2 separate regions of the Homo sapiens genome follow, and region 2 is linked to region 1. Evidence: read pairs that join two places in POLR2A ChIA-PET (ENCODE). Cell type or tissue: PC-9. All regions are shown on one strand.

Region 1 (2,500 bases):
AACCAGGGCCATAACCATTTCTTCATGTGGCAAACAAAGAGATTAAGTTCGCTGTCTCTGAATTCGCTTTCACTTCAAATATTTAAAGTGCTTTGCGGATTGCAGAGAGGTGTTTTTTTTTTTTTTTTTTTGGACAGAGTCTTGCTCTGTCACCCAGGCTGGAGTGCAGTGGCACGATCTCCGCTCACTGCAAGCTCTGCCTCCCAGATTCACACCATTCTCCTGCCTCAGCCTCCCGAGTAACTGGGACTACAGGCTCCTGCCACAACGCCTGGCTGATTTTTTGTATTTTTTTTAGCAGAGACTGGGTTTCACCATGTTAGCCAGGATGGTCTCGATCTCCTGACCTCGTGATCCGCCCGCCTCGGCCTCCCAAAGTGCTGGGATTATGGGTGTGAGCCACCGTGCCCGGCCTGCAGACTGTAGACAGGTTTTTAGTAGTTGTGTGATCATAAAAACAGCAGCAAATGACCTTGCTCCAAGTTGTGGTCCTGAGCACTAGCCATTTATGAACATTGCCCAGGCTGGCCGGAGGTGACATTTTCCACCATCATCAACTAGTTCTTCAAAATCAGGTTGGGCATTTTGTTAGACTCGCTGTGTTTTACTGGCTTTCCTGGCTTCAGGAGTTACCTCCTCAGTAAGCCTTTCCTTCTCTGTCCATTCTCAATTAGACCCCACCCCTGACCCCTTCCACCACAACATCCTATTTTGTTTCTTCACAGTATTTCCCATGAATTTACATTCCCTCCTTTTGTGTGTGTGTGTGTGTGTGTGTGTGTGTGTGTTTTGTTTTTTTTTTTTTTTTGAGACCGGGTCTCACTCTGTTGCCTAGGCTGGAGTGCAGTGGCGCAATCATAGCTCACTGCAGCCTCATTCCTGGGCTCAAGTGACCCTCCTACCTCAGCCTTCTGAGTGGCTGGGACTACAGGTGTGTGCTACTGTGACCAGCTAATTTTTTTTTTTTTAAGAGATAGTGTCTCACTCTGTTGCCCAGGCTGATCTTGAACTCCTAGCCTTAAGCAATCCTCCTGCCTCAGCCTCCCAAAGTGCTGGGATTATAGGCATGAACCACTGCACCTGGCCCATCCTCTCCTTTATTTATTTGTTTTCTTCCCAATGGTGGAATGTGAACTTCTTGAGAGCCAGCGCTTTGCCTGTCTTGTTTGTTGTTGAAACTCTGGCACCTGGAATGGTGCCTGGAACAGAGCAGAAGCTGCATTAATCCCCTGCATGAATGACTAGTCAGCCCCACTGGGAAGTGTTTTGTGGGCCAGTGGCCCACAGCAGCACAGGGCACACTTCTCGTCAGGCACCGCATCCTGGCTGCAGGTGACCTGAAGAAGGTGTAAACCCCTCAGGTAATATGTATTTTGCTGTATCGCAAAACTGGAATGCAAAACACCAGGAGTCACAGATAGGCAGAAAAAGCCAAAAAAATTTTATCTGGAAAGTCAGCAACTGCTTTGTGGGTGGAGAACACTTTGCTTACAGAGATTGTATTGATCTTGTGACAAACAGCCACACTGTGTTTTGGCTTTCCTGGTGTGCCTTCAGTCCCAGCCGGTGATTTGGACTTCGCTTGTTACACCCTTATATGCTTTTAGTTACGGGTTTCTCTGGGTCACATTATGACTCATTCACCTATAACAGACAAGTCTTTTTCAAACCAGGCTCACAATACGATCTTCAAAATTGGATACTTTTCTTCCTCCTGAAAGTTTAGGATTTATTTTCCCATTCTCTGCACAGAATTTTTGATTCTGAAAAATACCTGGCAATTCATTTTTGCTGAGGAGTATTAATCTTTATGTTTAAAAAGAATTTGATTGGCAGGGCGTGGTGGCTCACGCTTGTAATCCTAGCACTGTGGGAGGCCCAGGCAGGCAGACCACCTGAGGTCGGGAGTTGGAGACCAGCCTGACCAACACGGCGAAACCCTGTCTCTACTAAAAATACAAAATTAGCCAGGCATGGTGGTGCATGCCTGTTATCCCAGCTACTCAGGAGGCTGAGGCAGGAGAATCGCTGGAACCCGGGAGGTGGAGGTTGCAGGTGGCCGAGATTGCACCATTGCACTCCGGCCTGGGTGACAAGAGCAAAACTCCGTCTCAAAAAAAAAAAAGAAAAGAAAAAAAAATTTGATTACATTAATTCTGTACCATTTGAGAGACAGGAGAATGTTACCTGCAGCCCCCACTCCTTAAGAGACTTTAGTTATACATGTTTTACACCAGCAAAGCAGGGAAGAGTACAGATTTCCAGCAAATTGGTTCTGGTTACATGTGTAGCAAAAATGCATGAATCACAGAGATCAAAACTAGGTTTATTTCCTCTGGCAGGTGGCAGGAAAGGGATGCTCGTGCAGCCATAGAGACTAGCTTAAGTATGGCGCTCATGGCCAGAAGATGCGCGTTCCAGAGACTCCACCTCTGTCACCTCCTAGCTGTCACCTTGGCCAGTTCACCTGCACTTTGCGAGCCTAAATATCCACATTTGA
Region 2 (2,500 bases), 290 kb before region 1:
CTGGAGTCTCGCTCTGTCACCCCGGCTGGAGTGCAGTAGTGAGATCTCAGCTCACTGCAACCTCTGCCTCCTGCGTTCAAGTGATTCTCCTGCCTCAGCCTCCTGAGGAGCTGGTATTACAGGCGCACGCCACCACACCCGGCTAATTTTTGTATTTTTAGTAGAGATGGGGTTTCACCATGTTGATAAGTCTGGTCTCGATCTCCTGCCCTCAAGTGATCCACCTGCCTTGGCCTCCCAAAGTGCTGGGATTACAGGGGTGAGCCACTGCGCCCAGCCAGCCTATTATTTTTTAATTTTTATTTTGTGTTTTTTGGTATGTACACTTGCTTGCACCCCTTAGTTTATTTTAGTACTTAAAATGTTAATATTTTCAGGATAGCAGAACATTTGAAAATATTTAAGAACATACTTTTTAAAAATGGGAAGTAGTATAGAAGGAATCTTGAATCCTGACTTTGAAAAACAGTTGCTTGTTTCTTTTCCAAATAATGTTTTGTGGATGCTTAGTAAACTTTTTCTAACTTTAGTGTGTTAATAGAGTTAATCTGTACTATTTTTTCTTGTTTTGTTTCGTTTTTAGGAGCTGTTTGAACTTCCAGTAAGTGAAGAATGTTTACTTCTTACTAAGTATATTTGTTTTGATTCTTTAAGAATATTAAGTGCTTTGTGCCTCTTTTGAAATGATATAGGCTACTTATGAGATAGGAATTGTTCGCCAGTTCCCATTTTCTTCTGCTTTGCAACGTATGAGTGTGGTTGCCAGGGTGCTGGGGGATAGGAAAATGGACGCCTACATGAAAGGAGCGCCCGAGGCCATTGCCGGTCTCTGTAAACCTGAAACAGGTAAGGAAATATCTATGCTTTGGGTACAATTCTGGTATTTGAGTAAACTTGTATTAGCAACTCTAACAATGAAATTTACTCTTTCTTTTAAAAAGTTCCTGTCGATTTTCAAAACGTTTTGGAAGACTTCACTAAACAGGGCTTCCGTGTGATTGCTCTTGCACACAGAAAATTGGAGTCAAAACTGACATGGCATAAAGTACAGAATATTAGCAGGTGAGGTTGAACGGCTTTCCTAGTTTCCCAGTCATCATCATTTATGGTTATATTAGTCATGCACAGTAATTTGCATGTAATTGAGTATTTATTGAATGTATGAAAAGATATCTAATATAATATTGTTTTAGGTGATTGAAGTAAAAGTACATTTTCCCCACTGCCTGATTTCCTTTCATTCTGGGTTTTTTTTTGAGAGACAGTCTCACCCCGTACCTAGGCTAGAGTGCAGTGGCACTGCCGTCTCGGGTCACTGCAACCTCCGCCTCCCCGGTTCAAGCGCAGTGGCGCAAGTCTCGGGTCACTGCAACCTCCACCTCCCCGGTTCAAGCAATTCTTGTGCCTCATCCTCCCAAGTAGCTGGGATTATAGGCGGGTGCCGCCATACCTGACTAATTTTTATATTTTTAGTAGGGGTTTTTGCCATGTTGGCCAGGCTGGCCTCGAGCTCCTGGCCTTAAGTGATCATTCTGTGTTGACTGTTTACCTATGTTTCCTTATGTTATTGTAACATCATGTTTTTTCCTTAGAGCTCTTTGAAACTGTTTTCAATTTGTTAATTATTATGTGCCCACTATGTGTCAGGCACATTCCAAGAACAGTAAATGTAATTTTTTAGAAGTTTATTTTCACCAATTGATCTTCTCACTTTTGCCCAGTGGTTGGATATAACTACTAATTTGATCAGAATATAATGAGTCATAGTAACCAAGCTCCTCCCACTCCACTTCTTTCCTAATCCCCAGTACTCTCCATGTCCCCCCGTCAAATGACAGTGTCATATTCAAGGATTGTCACTTTGACTGTAACTGATACAGACCTACCTTGGAGGATAGCATTTTTGTTTAGGAATATTTCATGATGTACCTAGCATTTTGTAAGCAGAAAGGAGTGTCACTTGGCTGTCCTGCTAATTCTGCCTATTTGGGGGAGGTGGTGAGGTCTAAGCATGAGTTTAAAAAAAAAAAATGAAAAACCTCTACCCAAATTATGTGATACATATGCATGTCGGGAACCACAAATGGGTATAATATTATATCCTAATTCCTACTAAGGACACATTAGTCTCTTCTTAATTTATAGCTTCACACTAGCAAGGGTGCTAGGGGATAAGACAGTGGATGCCTTTGCCATTTTCCCCCATAAACACTAATTACTGAATTGCCTACAGTTCTTTTTTTTTCTTTTGAGACGGAGTCTCGCTCTGTTGCCCAGGCTGGAGTGCAGTGGCACGATGTCAGTTCACCATAGCCCCCGCCTCCCGGGTTCAAGCGATTCTCCTTCCTCAGCCTCCTGAGTAGCTGGAACTACAGGTGCACACCACCATGCCTGGCTAATTTTTGTATTTTAGGTAGAGACAGGGTTTCACTATGTTGGCCAGGCTGGTCTCGAACTCCTGACCTTGTGATCTGCCCGCCTTGGCCTCCCAAAGTACTGG

The links. ChIA-PET counts read pairs that join two places held together with the same protein. Peaks named below come from ENCODE experiments on the same cell type or tissue, not always from the same donor. Only the 100,000 strongest peaks of a DNase experiment are listed, where the experiment ranks them.
Region 2: POLR2A ChIA-PET joins it to region 1 with 5 read pairs; 2 of 35 experiments call an interaction of 5 or more read pairs at or near these places.

The regions. Positions count from the first base shown.
Region 1 is chr3:194,149,495-194,151,994 of GRCh38, reverse strand. No RefSeq gene overlaps it. Among named protein-coding and RNA genes, the nearest start is that of HES1, 15 kb to the right of the region's middle. In PC-9, no CTCF peak of the experiment used is centred here; a DNase peak (open chromatin) is centred at 1,524; H3K27ac peaks cover 1,792 bases.
Region 2 is chr3:194,435,657-194,438,156 of GRCh38, reverse strand. It overlaps ATP13A3 (ATPase 13A3), which reads left to right. Exons shown (of 34, transcript NM_001367549.1): 18 at 584-601; 19 at 693-846; 20 at 942-1,062. Among named protein-coding and RNA genes, the nearest start is that of GP5, 38 kb to the right of the region's middle. In PC-9, no CTCF peak of the experiment used is centred here; no DNase peak of the experiment used is centred here.